Linked DNA regions of Homo sapiens: region 2 is linked to region 1. Evidence: chromatin loops called from intact Hi-C (ENCODE). Cell type or tissue: endothelial cell of umbilical vein. All regions are shown on one strand. Links, peaks and the distances in the headings refer to the core of each region. The heading gives the core; the rest is flanking DNA. Region 1 has its middle 110 kb from the start of ARMC3. Region 2 has its middle 39 kb from the start of PIP4K2A.

Region 1 (5,385 bases), core at 59-5,058:
TTACCCAAACAGCTGACTGAATCACACATTCTTGCTGGGATGAATCAGTGAGGACACACTATTATTGTTCTGAGATCTAAGACCTTGGTATAAAAGTTTTAAACGGAAGTGAGCAGTCACCTCTGGGGTAGTCTCCTGGGGGAAGGGCAACTGATTGATCACCCAAGTGACGCTAGTTCCAATTCATCATTGTCCAGGACACAGCCCAAGTCGTACACTTGCAAATGCATTCCTGTCACTCTCCAGGGTTGACTGGGCTCAGGGACTCAGACCAACCAACTTCACAAGAGAGGAAGTTAATAAACCAGCAGGCCAATTGGTTCATTTATCATGAATGATACCAGCATTTCCAGCCCCCACCCCATATGTGAACAATATGGAAAACCAGTTTGTGGGAACATCCGTAAGCCTAGAATCAGAACAAGAGGTATGAGTTGTACAATTCTAATGTTCAATGACACTGAGCTGTTTGGGTTCTGTCCATTTCAATTTGTTCTTTTGTTGCCTTCCAAGGTCCAAGGTAAAATGAAACCCTTTCAGGCATTGTTGTCAATAACAATCTGGCCTGAGTGTACCATGACTGAATGTTTCAGCCACGATTTTAGTGCCTGAAGTGGTCAGACCAGTTAATAATACCTCTCAGAAACACCCAACTTGTTGGCCAGATTCCTTGAATTTAAATTTTTTTAAAACTTTTTTGTTTAATTATAACAAGGGAATTACGTTGATCCAGTTAACACAAACTGTTGCCATGGTTCTTAAGTAGAAACAATCTTAACCCACCCCTGAAGCCAGGTAGGGTGAGGTGCTGTGAGCCCCCCATCTTTCCTCACTTGCCCATACCTGTGCTGTGGCCAAGGGCAGCAGCAAGTGTTGAAAGCGGTGCAGGAGGTGACAAGTGGCACAGACGTGGCCTGAGGGGGAATTGTGAGCACTGTGAGCTGGAGGTCATCTGTCTCCATTGCTTGGGAAGGAAATGAAACGTTGCCAATTGTTCACTTAGTTCATTTTCATTTCTATCCTTCACTTGATATTTCTGCCTTCTAACAAAATTGTCAGTGGGAGTGCCTTAAAATGCCATTTAAAAATAATATGTAAAATCTCCTAGTTTTCCAAAGGCTTCAAGTAAGCAGATTTTTTTTTTTTTTTTTTTTTTTTTTTTTGAGCCAGAGTCTGGCTCTGTCACCCAGGCTGGAGTGCAGCGGTGCGATCTGGGCTCACTGCAAGCTCCGCCTCCCGAGTTCACGCCATTCTCCTGCCTCAGCCTCCGGAGCAGCTGGGACTACAGGCGCCCGCTATCACGCCCGGCTAATTTTTTTGTATTTTTAGTAGAGATGGGGTTTCACCGTGTTAGCCAGGATGGTCTCGAGCTCCTGACCTCGTGATCCGCCCACCTCAGCCTCAGATTTTCTAGGGAAAGCTATGCAGATACAACTGAAATGCTGCCCTAAAAGAAGGAGCCATTAATCCCAATTTAAAACAGATTGGAAATCGCAACATGAGCCAACACCATGATCAGTTTCTCGTAAAAAGCTGGGTTACCTTTTAAATCCCACTTTTGGGAGACTTAAGCTAAAAATGAAGAAGGTTTTGTTTGGTTTTCTACAAAGCTGAACACCAAAGTTGAACGTTAGTCTTCAAATAAAGGTTTGTTCACTGGCTTCACACACTTCAAAGTATTTAATTCAATTATTCCGAGAGGCTACATATGAAATCATATCGCAAAAATGGCACCTAATCCAATAACTAGTAAAATATGAAATTCCTGTTGATATGAAATCAGCAATCCCCATAAGCCAAAAGAAGGACACACCTATCTTCACCTAGTGGAGAATGGTTTGTCTTTTACTAGTTCCCTGCTATTTTTAGCTGAAGTTAATCACAGTAGAAAGAATCTAATGCATCAGCTCACACTAAATGTTATTAATGACTAAGACAGCTTAACCTGTTGACCCACCCAAAGGATTAGTATTTTAACTAGGGACTATGCATTAACATAAAAGAATAAATCTCAGTTAGTAATATTTCAGGCATCTGAGACACAATGAGAAGAGAAATGAGTCAGCTCACAGCACATGGGCAATGTGGCCCAATGGGACAAAGTACAAGCTGTGGCTTTACTCTGATCTGAATGGAGTCCTGTGCCTGGAGCTTTCTAGCTGTCCACACCATTCAGATCTTAAGTAAGTTATTTAACCTATTGAAATGTGGGTAACAATAGCGCCTTCTCTGTAGGACTGTTATGATAAATAAATGAAATAATGTACGCAAAGTGCCTAGGACAGTGCCTGGCTTATAAAAAGACACCGTGACAGGAAAGCCAGTACATGAATGCTTCTCCATCTATCATAAAATCACAAAAAGCTGGTTCCACAATAAACTTCCAAATTTCACTTTCTCCTTACACTTATGGAATATTTCACAAACTTTCCAAGTACACAAATCTACAACCTTGCATTTAAGGGAGAAGTGAAATGTTTTTGTTTCTTTTTAAAATTAAGACACTATGGTATTTTCATTTTAGTTTATTTTTATAGAGATGGACTCTCACCATGTTGCCCAGGCTGGTCTCGAACTCCTGGCCTCAAGGGATCTTTTCTCCTCAGCCTTCCAAAGTGCTGGGATTACAGATGTGAGCCACTGCACCTAGCACGAACTGTTATTTAGAACTATTAAAGGGCTAAATAACCCTATCTACCACCTTATGTATTTATAGAACTTAGTTTGTGTTCATCTAAATATATGTAGAATGAGAGCTAGAACTGTTTTATAGTGAACTCTCAGACTCTCTTCCTCTTTGAAAAATATAATACTCAATAGTCGGAACTTGTTACTCAAAAGCTAGGTCACAGGGAAGATAAAGAAGTAATGCAGATGGGCGCGGTGGCTCACTCCTGTAATCCTAGCACTTTGGGAGGCCAAGGCAGGTGGATCACTTGAGGCCAGGAGTTCGAGACCAGCCTGGCCAACATGGTGAAATTCAGTCTCTACTAAAAATACAAAAATTAGCCAGGCATCGTGGTGGGCGCCTGTAATCCCAGCTACTCAGGAGGCTGAGGCATGAGAATCACTTGAACCCGGGAGGCAGAGGTTGTAGTGAGCTGAGATCGCACCACTGCACTCCAGCCTGCATGACAGAGTGAGACTCTGTTTAAAAAATAAATAAATAAATAAATAAATAAATAAATAAATAAATAAAACTAACGAAATCAGAAAGGGCATCAGGGAAACATCTTTAAAGAGAAGGTGAAAGGGAAGAAGGAAAACAATTTTTGTTAAAAATTATAAATAACTAGGCATAGTTAAATTTATTTTTTTTAAGTGAAATTTGTATTGGTGTTGTCCCAGTGCTGTATATAACAGAATATCTGTAGAAAAGCCCAGCAGAAAGAGGAGAAACCATTACAGGTTAAAAGGTTTCAGAGGTGGGGTGGTGGGATCAAGTTGTGTTAGCCAGCCTTGAAAGAATTTGCAAAATGGCTTTAAACTTGTCTGAGGCCAGTGCTGGGGCAGCCTCTATATCATTGCAGATGTGGAAGTATATAAAAATCTGATAATCCAAGTCATGAGCCTCTTATAATCAGGAGGAAGCTGCAAGGAATTTATGAAAAGGAAATTCCATTTCACCAGGACATGTGACTGTGATCACCATCTGTTTAAACATCTTAATAGTTTGCGGCAAACAACTAAAACCACTTTTTCCCCCCTACAAGTCTATCCAAGCACTTTCTGTGTGTCCAGATGGAATTTAAACCTCCCTTTCCTAATGTTAGACTAAAATCTCATTCTAAACTGGAGTGAATTGGGGCTAACTATAGTGGAAAACATTAAAAATTCATCCTTCAGCTACAAAATTTAATCAAGTGGTAACTTCTCTAAGGCTATGGTGTGGAACTTACTATTATAGAACAATCATTAGAATTAAGTGAAGCAAAGATCCTTCAAGCTCCTCCTCATTTTGATTTATTGATTAAAAAATATTAAGCATCTCTAATATAAGCATCTACACTTCAGTATCATCTCTGTTGTGTTTAAAACAAAAGTTAATTGAGGTAAATGTGTATACTTTGAAATATTTATTCTGACCATTATCACTTTCCATCTCATGAACATCAAAGATTTTCTTATTTTAATCTGCCATTTTAAAAACAATGTTGGTCAGGGCACGATGGTTCATTCTTGTAATCCCAGCACATTGAGAGGCTGAGCTGGGAGGATCTCTTGAGCCCAGGAGGCTGAGGTTGCAGTGAGTTATGATCATGCCACTGCACTCCAGCCTGGGTGATAGAGCAATACCCTGTCTCTAGAAAAAATAAACAACGAAAACAAAATTGATGCACTAAAGCTAAATTTATCAGATTAACAGTAATTCTAGGTAGCCTCACCTTGTGTCAATATCTGTATTCAGTGCTAAATTGAACAAAAAAGAAGAAATTCCCAAAAGGACCCACTGCAGCTTGCGTCCCTAACAAACATTTGATGAGGAAGGACCATTGATCATTATGTGCTTGAGATACATCCAGTCTCTGCCTTCGAGAAGCTCCAAGTCAAGTGAGACAAGTAGATAGAAAGGTGTCACATCTATTATCAAATCTTTTGCAAGCCCCTGCAATGGCTCAACTGTGCTGTGGATATCAAGTCCCCAGGCTGTACCGAGGCTTGGGCCAGAGTCAGAGAGGAACCGTGTCTCCACAAGATCAGCACATGGGGGCCTGGGAAGAGAAACTCAGGATGAAGAATTCTGGGTCAACTGCTCCTCCTCAGTGGCAACTCCCCTGCCAGCAAGGACTTTGAGATGATCGGTTGTCTTTTAAAGGATAGTGACGTTCCCTTGTACTGCCTCTACCTCTCTGCTTATGAAGTCACTACTCTGCCTTGAATATCTAACTTTGAGTAGATTCTTAGGGAAGGGATTTGGAACCAGATGAGAGAGAAAGACAGTTATAGATGGGTCTCAGGTCTCCAGAGTAGTTCCACATTTGAAGGTCTGTTCACTGACTCAGTTCTTGTTGAGTTTGCTGAGATGCTAACAGCAGGTTCCACACAATGTGGATTCTACAAGATATATTTGCCTGCCATCTCCCCACTTCCTTCAAAAATCAATGAGTTTATTTAAATACCTGTTTCTATAAAGCATCGGTTGACTTATTTCTTCAAACAGGAGAGATCCGGAGAAGGAGAAAGGACCATAACATCTCCCCTTCCTAGTATATCACAAATAGAACCATGAAGGACATAGAACCCAACCGAGAACCCAGAAGTAAGCCATGGTAAAGATGAACTCTGGAACCCTTTGACAAAGGAAAGGTTGGGGTAACTTTAGAAGTAGAAGCTTATGAGAAAAAAACAGAAGAACTCAGGTGTCAAGGCAGAATAGTCTGGGGC
Region 2 (5,385 bases), core at 67-5,066, 69 kb after region 1:
TCTTAGGTCCTTGGAGGCAGTGAGATTACTGTGAATTGACTCTTCCTGTGGTTAATGGAAAAAGTGGCAGGATTTGCTGAAAGTGAGGAAGGTAAGGAGTACAACAGAAGAGATGGAATGAAGAAAAAAAAAAGGTAATGTTGCAGAATGAAAGTTTTGTTAGTGTAAGAGTTGAAATCTGAAGGATTTTCATTCTGGACCTAAAAATAGAAGATCAACCCATAGGTAAATATCACAAATACCATTGGGGTGGAGACTTTGCCTCTAGTGTAGCTTCACCACCAAGTCCAATAGTCTGTATTGTGCAAAGAAGGGAGGAGGCCGGGCAAGGTGGCTCATGCCTGTAATCCCAGGACTTTGGGAGGCCAAGGTGGGAGGATCACCTGAGGTCAAGAGTTCGAGACCAGCTGGCCAACATGGCGAAACCCCATCTCTACTAAAAATATAAAAATTAGCTGGGTGTGGTGCTGCACACCTGTAATCCTGGCTACTCAGGAGGCTGAGGCAGGAGAATCACTTGAATCCAGGAGGTGGAGGTTGCAGTGAGCCAAGATCGTGCCACTGTACTCCAGCCTGGGCAACAGCAAGACCCCATCGAAAAAAAAAAAAAAAGAGAAGGGAGGAGAAGTTCTTGGGTGTCTCTGAGGTGCCCTGATCTGCAGTGGGTAGGCCCTTTACATATTTATCTTGTGTCATCCTCATGACAACTCCATGAAGTAGATGCCCTTTCCCAATATACAGATCAGGAAACTGACACTCAATGAAATTACAGAATAGATTGCAAGTAACCTTTGCCACAGAGCTGAACTCTAGTCTGTTAATTCTAAAGCTCACAATTCTACAACAGAAGTCATCTTGTGTTAATATGAAAATCTGTTCTGTCTGTGGCCTGCCTTTTACTCAGTTATGGTCCCAAATCCATCAACAGCATATAATGGAATGTGATGTGAGAAGATCCTGTCAATGGAAGTCTTTTAAGCCATAAATGAAAGAAAATCAATGAGGAAATGCATCCAAAATAGGACACAGACAAAAATCAGCAACCTCGGTGAGTTGGTTAAATGACACATTGATCATCCAAATTAATGGTTCTTTACCTTTGTTTGAATTATGGGACCCTTTGAGATTCTGATGACAGCTATGAAACTAGACATTTATACAACCTTTCAGAGGGCTGAAGAACCACCACTTCAGTGTATTTAAAAATAATATTGTTTAAACTCAATATTTTTCAAGTGTAAAATGTATTTAAATATGAAAATGTTTAGGTAGGGCGGGCATCTGTAATCCCAGCACTTTGGGAGACCAACGTGGGGAGATCACTTGAGGCCAGGAGTTTGAGACCAGCTTGCGTAACATAGTGAGATCCCATATTCACAAAAATTACTGAAACTAGCCAGGTGTGGTGGCATATGCCTGGAGTTCCAACTACTCAGGAGGCTGAAGCAGGAGGATTTCTTGAGACCAGGAATTCAAGGTTACAGTGAGCTAGGATCGCACCACTGCACTTCAGCCTGAGTGACAGAGCAAGACCCTGACTCTTTATTTTAAAAAAAAAAGTTATGCATATAAATGAAGGACTTTTTGGATACCTTTATATACTCTGCAAACATAAATTATCTGAAGCTTGACCACTGCGATGACACAACTTTTTAAATTTTAATTTAATTCTTAATGATTTTAGAGATGAGGTCTTTCTACGTTCCCCAGGCTGCCCTCAAGCTCCTGGGATCAAGCCATCCTCCACCTCAGCCTCCCAAGACCCTGGGTCTACAGGTACGCACCACCACACTGGCTTGTGATGACGTAACTTTTGAATGAACCGATCAATGTTAAGGGTTACTACTAGGGGCCTTGGATCAGAAATCCATCCATCTTCAAGAAGCCACATTAGAAGGGAACCATTTAAGAAGGATGTTGCTGGCATGTAAAACCAATAGCAGTACCCTACTCCTCGCAGTTCTAGAGGAATAGAACCGAGCATGAATGCTAATTCAGTTGATAATTTCATTTTCGCCCATTATATAAAGTTACATCCTATTATTTCATGTAAATTGATGCATGATGGGGCAGGGCAGGCCCAAGGGCCAGAGCCTGAGGGACCCCAGGGCCTGGATGCCCCAGCCAGCCTCCTCCTAAAGGGGAAGTTGTAAGAGGAATAGGATGACCTCTCACCACCACTTCCCTTCCCCAAAAAAGTGAGAAGCATGGAGAAAGGCACAGGAGAAAAGTGAGGCAGCAGAGAGAGACAACAAGACAGCCCACACGAGAATGAAGGACAAAGGTGGTGGTGAAGCAGATGAAGCACTTTAACCAGCCTCCCAAGCATGGCGCACTCTTAAGTTAGAAATGCTCTGCAAGACATAGCATGAAAACACACTTCGGGGAAAATGAAACTGATAAGTTACATTCCTTTACTTTCCTGCCTCATTATTAATTAGTTTCCCACATTTTTATACAAAGTGTTTATTAGTTAATGTTACAGACCCAGCAAGGGGGTTTCTATGGTTGGCTCTGCTGCCAATTTGCTCTGAAAACTCAAGAACTTCTATCTGGCATGCGGTTGAGTCCAGAAGAGTGGACTAATGAGACTCTTCCAGTTTTCCTAATGCTCTAAGAGTCTGTAATGCACTGCAAATACACGTGGAAAATTATCTATTGGTACAACACAGGAAACAGGAAACTTCTGCACCCAGTTAAGATGAAGGATATTCCCCGTCCTCCCTGCCTGAAGTAAAGGGATAAATAAAAGTTTGTCTTCCTGGAGAAAACAAACTGGATGTTTGAATGGATCATTTTTCCCCTTCTAAACTAGAAATTAAAACCTTGAGACATGGTGAAATATAGACAATTTATCAAAGTAAGCAGTTTATTCCTTGGACTGCCCTAACTCTCTTGCTGCCCCTCTGTGCCAACTTGGGAGCCTCACGTGATGTATCCTTCTCTCCAGTTCTCTCTGCCCCCCACCAAAGCATGGCTACTACTTGGCAGGCTCAGCATTCCTTGGCTTTTGAATTGCCTCACATCTTAAAATTCTTCCATACCCCAAGCAAACTTGGCAGCTTTTATTTCTTTCAGGTGCTTTAAGAAAAGCAACTTTATTGAGCCTTACACTAAGATATAAATGACTAATAATCCTTGAACATCCCAAAGATATTTGCACTTTTAATAACATCTTCAGAGAGAGAGTGAGATTTTTAATTGGTAGGAAGTTGAGGAAAGTAAAATGAAATTTTAAAAGAAAAAAAAATTCCTTTAGGTTGAGAGAGATCTGAACGCATGGACAGACCAGGTCTCCTGAAGTCAGATTCTTACACTGTTTTTGCACAATTTCTTTCCTTCCTCCTGTTCTGAATCCAGGGAAACTAAATATTCCTTCCTCACCCCTTCCTGCTGGCATGACAGCTTTTATGGAAATTACTGAGGCTCTAGCAGTTGAGAGAAGGGATAAACATTTGTAATTTTATCAGTTATTTATAAGTCTGTTTTTATAAGTCAGGAAATGTGTATATTGATAAAATTTCTAAAATCCCCAACTAAAATGGTGACAAATAAACTCCTTTCTCAAATATCAAGTGAATGTTTAAAAATCAAATCAATAAATGGAAAACATGCTTCTTTGAACCATTTTGCTCTTACATTGTTTCTGATCTTCTGAAAAGGCCAAAGTGGGAGGGAAAGAAAATACAAAAAGTAAAAGAGATTCTTAATATCCACTTACTTAAGAACTGACAAGCACATGATTTGGGAGATTACCAGAAACTGCAATGTTTTCATGTTCTTTTGAGCTTTTCAAAATGTGATTTTGAAGAAATTAAAACAAGAACTGCAATTTTCCAGAAATTGCTCAATATTGGAGAAATATATATATATACACATATACATGCACATACATACACACATAAATATGGAAATTACCTAAGTGTATATGAATTTATGTATATATGCATGTGTATATGCATGTATACATACATATGTCTATGTGTGTACATAGGTACACATGCACACATAGTTGGATTTTTTCTAAATCCGTATACTTTATCATCCAACTTACTCACTCATGATAATTGAGAAGATCATTTTGTAATCCTTTGCATTGGAATATTAGCATTTTTATACTACTGGTCACAGAAGATCAAAAACAGCAAATATGGTTAACCTTGGGCTGAAACTGAAAGTTACAGCTTTTGTCCTGTACCATGCAGTTCTGTTAACACCAAAACTTTTAAACTATTATGTAAATAACTTCCAAAAGAAATAAAATATGCAGTTACTCTCTCTCATGGCTGAATTTGAGATCTGGGTTAACAAAGGTTATTTCTATTATACGCCATGGCAACAATAACCAAAATACCAAACACATATTCTTCCAAATATCTAGAATCATCCTAATCTAAACTATTAAAGGGTCTTCCTTTACTGGCTCAGCAAAAGCTCCCTAGACAGGAAACTGTTTTGGTGGTAGAGACCCCATCAAAGACTTGAAAGAAGACTATATAATCTTTCCTTAACAGTCGTTTTTTTTTCCGGGCATCTTCCTCACTGTTGGAAGCTACCTTAAGGAGATTTAGGAAATTATTAATAGTAGGCAAAAATCAACAAAATGGGAAAGGGAAATAGAAACATCCCAGTGCTTCCCTTTGCCTAGGAAAAGCTGTACTTCTCCAGTGATGTGACCTTCCCCCTGCCATTGGGCCAGATCACCATTCAGTGAATATGCCGTCTTCTCTCCAACAGTCATGTGCTCTGAAACTCCGTCTGTCAGTACCAGGAAGATGTATGTTTTCTCTGTACAATTCAACCACAGGTTGAATCAAGGGAAGAAGGGTTGGGTAGTAGAAAGAGTCTGGAGTCAGATATCGCTGAATTCCAATCCTACTTTTGCCAATCATTAGGTGTGTGGCCAAGGGTACATTTCTGAGCCTCCATTTTCTCATCTGTGTAATGAAAATAATATAGCCTGTCTCATAAGTTGTTGGTGTGTTATTTATGTGATGCACCTAGCATACAGCAGTAAGGGTGGCTGTGGACCTTACTAGAGTGGCCATAATATAATGACCCAAGAGCTCCAATCTACCCTAGTCTGCTCTTTATAATCTGGGAGGATTTTATGGTTTTTGTGCATTAAGACTGTTCTTCTGGGTGAAGTGTCATATGACAGAATAACTGAGATGCCTTTTATAAGCTCTTCAGACAGGTAGGATTCTAGAATAGAAATGGGACAATGTAATAATTGAGTTTGAACTTTTACCTAATAAGTTAACATTTTTAAACATTAGCAAAGCGATTTGGTGAAAACAGTATGGAATTTGTTCCCTCTTCATTGTCTCCCATTAGGAGCCCCCGGATTAAGCCCAGTTCCTCCACTTATTAACTACATGGCCT

Evidence for each region. Hi-C counts contacts between places; a loop is a spot of excess contacts. Peaks named below come from ENCODE experiments on the same cell type or tissue, not always from the same donor. Only the 100,000 strongest peaks of a DNase experiment are listed, where the experiment ranks them.
Region 2: a loop joins it to region 1, with 2.1 times the contacts of the local background. A loop is called at or near these places in 1 of 110 quality-filtered maps.

Annotation. Positions count from the first base shown.
Region 1 is chr10:22,819,915-22,825,299 of GRCh38, reverse strand. No RefSeq gene overlaps it. Among named protein-coding and RNA genes, the nearest start is that of ARMC3, 110 kb to the left of the region's middle. RefSeq lists an enhancer at 1-852. In endothelial cell of umbilical vein, for the core only: no CTCF peak of the experiment used is centred there; DNase peaks (open chromatin) are centred at 139, 2,019 and 3,599; H3K27ac peaks cover 2,492 bases.
Region 2 is chr10:22,751,273-22,756,657 of GRCh38, reverse strand. No RefSeq gene overlaps it. Among named protein-coding and RNA genes, the nearest start is that of PIP4K2A, 39 kb to the right of the region's middle. In endothelial cell of umbilical vein, for the core only: no CTCF peak of the experiment used is centred there; a DNase peak (open chromatin) is centred at 2,687.